Linked DNA regions of Homo sapiens: region 2 is linked to region 1. Evidence: read pairs that join two places in POLR2A ChIA-PET (ENCODE). Cell type or tissue: GM12878. All regions are shown on one strand.

Region 1 (4,000 bases):
AATAAACAAGGAAATTTAGGCACACGAGGCAGAATCGGATCCCAGCTATTACATAGCCTTGTTTGTGGAGCAAATGAAAAAATCATTACATGTTTTATTACCCTTCAGAATCTATTTACAACCATGTAGTCATTCTGAGTTTGGATTTTCCTTTGAAATAAAAAGCCCTGTAACAAAAAATAAAAGAGAGGGATACTGTGTTGGAAGACTGGCGATGAAACTATAAGAAAATCAAAATAAATTATACCATTGTTATTGTTTAAGATTCGTTCAATATTCACTTAAAAAAATAGGATCCAGGCAACATTCTAGGCACTCAACAACAGCAGTGAATAAAACTAAACAATCATCCTTATTCTTGTGGGGTCTTATTCTAGTTGGAAAGGAGATAAATACACAAATATATAGAATATCGTGTGTTGAGAGATGCTATGAAGAAAGATTAAAGCAGGGTTAGGGAGAATTGAACAAGGTAGAGGGGACACTTAAACAGAAAGGTGGCTTAGTAAACCTGGGCTTGCTCTAGGCTATGCCCTTATGGAGAAATCTTTTGTAAGTCAGCTCTTTAGGTGACAACCAAGAGGAAGCAAGTTCTGCTCTTTACCAGTCTTCTAAGAGAAAGTCTCCAAGTTGTGGGGTTGCACTCTTTCCCATGCCAGATTATTCCATCTTTGCCAGGAGGAACAATGTCACCCATAAAGAATTTTTATTGGGAAGAGTCCATTGACTGACCTCTCTGCTCTCCATTCCCTGAGCTTTTAATGGCAAAGTCTCCTTGCTTCCGGGGAAAACACCCTCGATGGGCACACAATTGCTTTATAAATATTTAAAAGGACAGAGAACTTGGCTTAGGAAGCTGGTTTACCTAGAACAGTATTGACTATGCCAAACTGTAGGAAATCCCCTTCCTAAAATCCCAGCATCAATGTATTTGCAAAGGCTGTTTAACGGAAACAGGTAGCCCTCTGAGGGATGCTTGCTTTTGGTGAAAAAAAAAAGTGTAAAAAAAGACTGGCTGGAAAAAATAATCTCATGGTGGAACTTGAGGCATGGAGAGGAGCTGTTTGAGGCCAAAGTGGGATTGTAAGAAGATGTCTAATTCACATCAATAGGCACCTGTCCACCTTCTCCACTTTATTCATTCATTCATCCATTCACTCACTAATTCATTTATTGATTCATTCATCCATCAACTTTTTTTTTTTTTTGAGATGCTCTTGTTGCCCAGGCTGGAGTGCAGTGGTGCAATCTCGGCTCACCGCAACTTCCACCTCCCGGGCTCAAGTGATTCTCCTACCTCAGCCTCCCGAGTAGCTTGGATTACAAGAATGAGCCACCATGCCCAACTAATTTTGTATTTTTAGTAGAGACAGGGTTTCTCCGTGTTGGTCAGGCTGGTCTCAAACTCCCGACCTCAGGTGATCTGCCTGCCTCAGCCTCCCAAAGTGCTGGGATTACAGGCATGAGCCACCGCACCCGGCCTTCATCCATCAACTTTATTGATACCTACTATGTGTCAGGCCAAGTTCTGAGCCCTGGGGCATAGAGATGTAACAACAAAAGCAAAAACAAAAAAAAATAATTCCTATTTTGAAGGAGCTTGCATAGTTGGAATGTCACTTCTCATTCTGTGTCCCTAAGGTCAAAGCTACCGTTAAGAGAGGTGTTGCAGTACCCAGAACAAACATAGGTCCTCTACAGAGCCTTAGAACTGCTGAACCCCAAGAGTCTCCTGGGTCGGCCTTCAATCCAACCCCCATGCAGTTCTTTCTCTAAGCATGGAGTCCACCACTGAAATACTCAAACACAGGGCAGTTCCCATCTGAATTATTGGTTTTTGTTTTCTTTCTTTTTTTTTTTTTTTTTTTTTACTGTTGTTTCTATTTATGTATTTTTTTTTTAATTCTTTTATTGAGACGGAGTCTAGCTCTGTAGCCCAGGCTGGATTGCAGTGGTGCAGTCACAACTCACTGCAACCTGGACCTCCCAGGCTCAATGAATCCATTCACCTCAGCCTCTTGAGTATCTGGGACTACAGATGTGAGCCCCCATGCCCAGCTGTATTTTTTTTAGAGATGGGGTCTTGCCATGTTGCCAAAGCTGGTCTTGAACTCCTGAGCTCAAGTGATCCGCCCTCTTGGCCTTCCAAAATTCTGAGATTACAGGCATGATCCACCGCGTCCAGCCCCCATCTGAATTCTAAAACAGCTGCTGAAGGAATCAAAACTCGATGGAAAGAACTTTTTGATCCAGAGTCTGAGCCTTAAAAAGCAGCTTGTGTATTCATCAATTTAACTATTTCAAAAATGCTCATCCTGAAAATATGAAGAGAAAAAATTTCAGTATGTAAAGGTACACATACAAAATGATCCCCATATATATATACACACACACTGACACACGCACACACATATGCACATATGTGTAGAGAAAATATTGGACGGAGTCTCGCTCTGTCACCCAGGCTAGAGTGCAGTGGCGTGATCTTGGCTCACTGCAAGCTCCACCTTCTGGGTTCAAGCGATTCTCCTGCCTCAGCCTCCTGAGCAGCTGGGACTACAGGTGTGTGCCACCACGCCCAGCTAGTTTTTGTATTTTTAGTAAAGACGGGGTTTCATCATATTGGCCAGGCTGGTCTCAAACTCCTGACCTCGCGATCCACCTGCCTCGGCCTCCCGAAGTGCTGAGATTACAGGCGTGAGCCTCTGCGCCTGGCTTTTTTTTTTTTTTTTTTTTTTGAGTCAGAGCCTTTCTCTGTCACACAGGCTGGAGTGCAATGGTGCAATCTCGACTCACTGCAACCTCCGACCCCCGGATTCAAATGATTCTCGTGCCTCAGCCTCCTGAGTAGCTGGGATTACAGTCACGCAGAACCACGCCCAGCTATTTTTTGTATTTGTAGTAGAGACGGGGTTTCGCCATGTTATCCAGGCCGGTCTCAAACTCCTGACCTCAAATGATCCACCTGCCTCGGCCTCCCAAAGTGCTGGGATGACAGGCTTGAGCCACTGCATCCGGCCTTCAGGATGGTGTTTTTATGAGCGAACTTTTATGTTTTCTTCATTTTCCAAGTTTCCTGTATTAAGTGTGTATTATTTCTATTACTATTGAAAAGTAATTTTTTTAAAGAGATGGTGTCTCACTGTTGCCCACACTGGAGTGCAGTGGCACAATCATAGCTTATTGTAACCTCGAACTCCTGGGCTCAAGCAATCCGCCTGCTTCAGCTTCCCAAGCAGCTGGGACTACTGACACCATGCCTGACTAATTAAAAAAAAAAATTGTAGGGTCGGGCATGGTGGCTCACACCTGTAATCCCAGCACTTTGGAAGGCTGAGTCAGGGGGATCACTTGAGCTCAGGATTCAAGACCAGCCTGGGCAAAATAGGGAGGCACCATCTTTACTAAAAATTTAAAAAAATTAGCGCAGCCTGGTAGCACATGCCTGTAGTCCCAGCTACTAGGGAGGCTGAGGTGGGAGGATCGTTTGAGTCTGGAAGGTTGAGGCTGCAGTGAGCTGTGATTGCATCACTGCACTCCAGCCTGGGCAACAGAATGAGACTCTGTTCTATTAAAAAAAATTGTTTTTTTGAAAAAAAAATGTTACATATTGCTACTGTTTACATAGGAGCCATTTACTCAAATTTTTCACCTCAGGTATGTGAAAAACAGGGTCCCAGGAGCATCAGAATAAAAAGCTATGCTCAGGGCAGCCAATATACTTAGCAATCAAGAACAGCACTAGAATGTGTACACTGATTGTCTGGGGGCTTGTTAAGGTGCAGACTCTGACTCAAAAGGTCTAGGACAGGGCTTGAGATTTTGCATTTCTAACAAGCTCCATACGCTGCTGGTCCCTGGACACACAGGAGTGGCAGGGCAGGGAGTCAGAGGGCTTGTGTTAGAATTTCAACTCTAAAACTGATCAGCTGTGATTTCAGATCCCTTACCTCTCTATGTCCCAGTTTCCTCATCTGTAAATCAGGAATTTAGTTTCTAC
Region 2 (4,000 bases), 290 kb before region 1:
TTTATGTTCTTCATCATTGCTCTGTACTGCAAGTGTCCTCTGGCACCAAATTTTATTTGTTCAGCTTGAGAGATAAGTGATCATTAAAAGATTAAAAGATTTCTTTCTCACTTCTTGATTCATGATACAGAAATATGATGTGAGCCATGTATGTAATTTTAAATCTCCTGACAGCCAGACTAAAGGAAAAAAATAAGCAAAGCATATTTTCATACATCTTTACGCCAATACATTCCAAGTATTACCATTTCAACATGTAGTTGTTCATTAATAATTATTAAATTAATAGGTAAATAGTAATTATTAAAATTATTAATGAGCTATTTTACTTTCTTTTGCATTAAGTCTTCAAACTTAGGTATATATTTTACACATACAGCACATTTCAATTTGCCCTAGCCACATTTCAAGTGCTTAGTAGCCACATGGCTACCATATTATACAGCAAAGTTTTGGATGTTGGGTTCTCAACTGGTACATATCCAAATAGGAGTGGGGCAGAGGGCTGTGTAGTTCAAGAACCACTGCTGTAAGCTTTGGGATTTCAAGTGATACATTTCTAAAATGTTAGAAGAGTCCAGGTTGCTAAAACCCAATTTTTATATGAGGGAAGTAGTATTAGTTTTATATGCTTTTTTCTTTTTTTTTTGAGAGTCTCACTCTGCCACCCAGGCTGGAGTGCAGTGGCGCAGTCTTGGCTCACTGCAACCTCCACCTCCTGGGTTCAAGCAATTCTCCTGCCTCAGATAGTATCCCATCTTCTATCTCCTGGGATAGGAGTATTTCAGATACTCCTCCCGAGTAGCTGGGATTACAGGCGCCCACCACCACACCTGGCAAATTTTTGTATTTTTTTTAGTAAAGATGGGGTTTCACCAAGTTGGCCAGGCTGGTCTCAAACTCCTGGCCTCAAATGATCTGCCCGCCTCAGCCTCCCAAAGTGCTGTGATTACAGGCTAGTTTTATGTGCATTTTAAAATACCAGTCTGTTTTCAAGATAATTTGTTGCTACTGGCTAAGATTTCTTAAAGTGGCACACTTTGACAGCATAAACCAATTCAGAGTGATAATATTAGCTGTGTTATTTTAGTCCACTGTTAATAACTACATAGACAGCTGACTGACTTCAAAGAACCAATAAAACTTGGAGTTCTGACTGAGAGCCAAATAAAACTTGGAATGGGCAAAAATTGAGTTTATGTTATCTGCAGACATTGCCCTTCTTGGTGAGATACTGCTGTCTTCTGCTTCAGAGTCCCTTCCTCAGCCACACTATTTGGTAGTGACTCCTTATTTAGCCTATATCTTGTAATTTACTGTGGTTACCATTCTTGGGAGGCCATTTTAAGATTTCTTAAAGTGACCCAGAGAAATCGTAGCTTGGTATTTACTAAATGTGTTTGTGTATGTTATTTCATAGCTGTATACGCTCACCTGTGTGTACTTTTTAACTGAATTTATTCATCTACCTTGAAGTAATGTTGTAACTATAAACCTGTGATTTTCTCTACTTTTAAGCTCTTCCTTCTGATAAGCTTATCTATTCATATTGGGTTTAATTATAGCTCAGGGCATAACCATGTGTATTATTCATCTGAGTGAGTGAGCTTGTCTGGCAACAAGAGGCTGTTGTTGCCAAAGCTTTATTGTCATCTGGGCTGAATATACTCTGTCTATGCCTCATTGCCAGCCTCAGGAAAAGGAGGTAATGGGGTGATGGGGGAGGAATGCTGTACTCTAGTCCCTTACACCACTGCTTCTCAATATATTCCAACCCTTTGCAATAAGCTAGGATAACTGTGATTTTATTTACTTCATCCTTTTTTAAACAAGAGAAATCAAACACTAGAAATAAAATGTAACTCTCCTTCATTTCCTATCTCTACATCTGTTTCCTCCCATCTCCCCATTCCACCTCATCCCTTGTTGTTCTCATAACCACTATCATGAATTTAGGTTTATCTTTCCAGTTAATTTCTTAAAAGACTTTGACATAGATATGTATCCATAAATAATATAAAATATTCATACAGTAGGACCTGTAAATTCATACAGTAGGATCTTTTTTTTATTTATACAGTAGGATCACATTGTACATATGCAGCAAGTTGCTTTTCTCACCATATTGGTAGACCTTTGACATAATTTTTCTTAATATAAGAATTTGGTACCTATGTAATAACGTATCTAACACATGGTAGGTGAGAAAACCTAGTAATAAAACAGAAAGCACCTGAATCCACTGCACACACTGAGAAGTGAAACATACCCAGAACCATTGAAACTCCAGTGTGCTGCTTCTCCAACCTCTGCTCCTACCCAGGAAACCACTCTTCTGAACTTTTTTCTTACTGGTTTTCTTTTCTTACCTCATATTTATGTGTCCCTCAGTAGTATATGTCCCTGTTTGCTTGTTTTTAAGCTTTGTAGAAATAGTATCCTACTGTATAGATTCTTTTTAGTCTTAATTTTTTATTAAATGTATTTTTAAGATTCATTCATGTTAATCTGTATATTGTCACTGCTATATAGTATTCCTTTGGGTGGATTTACCCATTTTTCTGTCAGTAGCCATTTGTGTTGTTTCCAATTTTGCTATTATAAATAGTGCTTCAATAAACATTATTCTCAATGTCTTCTGGTGATACACACATGTAAAAGTTTCTCTGTAGTGTATACCTGGGAGTATAGTTGCTATGTTGTAAAATAGGTGTACAGTTGACCCTTGAACAACTCAGGGTTTAGAGGTACCAGCCCCCTGTGCCATCAAAAATTCATGTATAATGTTTGACTTTCTCCAAATTTAACTACTAATAATACCCTACTTTTGACAAGAAGCCTTACTCATAACATAAACATTTCAATTAATACATATTTTGCATGTTATATGTATATATGCTGTATTCTTACAATAAAGTAAGCTAGAAAAAAGAAAATATTAAGAAAGTCATAAGGAAGAGAAAATGCATTTACAGTATTGTACCGTGTTTATTGTTACCCTGAGTTTACATCATCTGTTTACAAGGTGAAATGGCAGCTAACCACAACTACAGACCTCAATCTACAGTGTATATCAAGTAATTCAACTTTTTCTTGTAATGGCATGACTTTTCTCTGCTTCTTGGGACTACTTCCAGAATCACTAGTGGCCCTTCGTATGGATCCCATGGTGTTATTTAAGGTTTACGGTATTGCACAAACACAATGAAAAATATGCGAGAACTGAGAGAGAGCACTTTTTATGGCAATACGCAATTTGCTGGAGAGATGAACTGCTCATGCAGAGATGATTTTTGTCACGTGGCATTTTAGGCATTTTAAGCAGCTATTGGCAATAGCTGAGTTCATTGCAATAGCAACAGGAGGTGGCTACAAAATTATTACAGTAGTACAGTATGTATTATAGTTACTTTTATGCAGTTATGATTTAATACTCTATGTTTGTGTTTGCTTACATTTCTTTTAAAATGCTCATGGCATCATGTATGGTTTGTGGGTATAATTTTAACTTTGTAAGAGATCGGTATATATTTTCTGGTAGTAAATAAGAAAAACTAATATCTGTGTATATTTTGTGCACTCATGACGTTCCTTTTTCTTAATTTTTCAATATTTCTAGGCTAGTGCGTTGTCAGCGAGTTTTTTCAAATTGTCACAAATCTCAAATTTTTCTAATGTATTTTCTTGAAATTTAGTTCATCTAAGTTGACCCACGCAATGCAGACCCTGTTGTTCAGGGGTCAACTGTATATTCAACTTAACTAGATGAGCCTATATTCTCATCCGAAGGAATTACTCATACTCATCAGCAGTACATAGGAGTTCTAGTTTTTCCACATCCTCATCAACATGTGGTTTTGTCAGGCATTGATTTTTGCATTTGCATTTTGTAAAATAATATTACTGAATTTTGATTTTCAGTTTCATTTCCCCGATTTTGATGATATTGAGCATTTTTCATATGATTATTGGCCATTTATGTTTCCCTTTTTTTGGAAAT

What was found. ChIA-PET counts read pairs that join two places held together with the same protein. Peaks named below come from ENCODE experiments on the same cell type or tissue, not always from the same donor. Only the 100,000 strongest peaks of a DNase experiment are listed, where the experiment ranks them.
Region 2: POLR2A ChIA-PET joins it to region 1 with 6 read pairs; 2 of 35 experiments call an interaction of 5 or more read pairs at or near these places.

Annotation. Positions count from the first base shown.
Region 1 is chr3:23,785,345-23,789,344 of GRCh38, forward strand. No RefSeq gene overlaps it. Among named protein-coding and RNA genes, the nearest start is that of UBE2E1, 19 kb to the right of the region's middle. In GM12878, no CTCF peak of the experiment used is centred here; no DNase peak of the experiment used is centred here.
Region 2 is chr3:23,494,098-23,498,097 of GRCh38, forward strand. The region is part of intron 3 of UBE2E2 (ubiquitin conjugating enzyme E2 E2); the gene reads left to right. Among named protein-coding and RNA genes, the nearest start is that of UBE2E2, 290 kb to the left of the region's middle. In GM12878, no CTCF peak of the experiment used is centred here; a DNase peak (open chromatin) is centred at 2,274.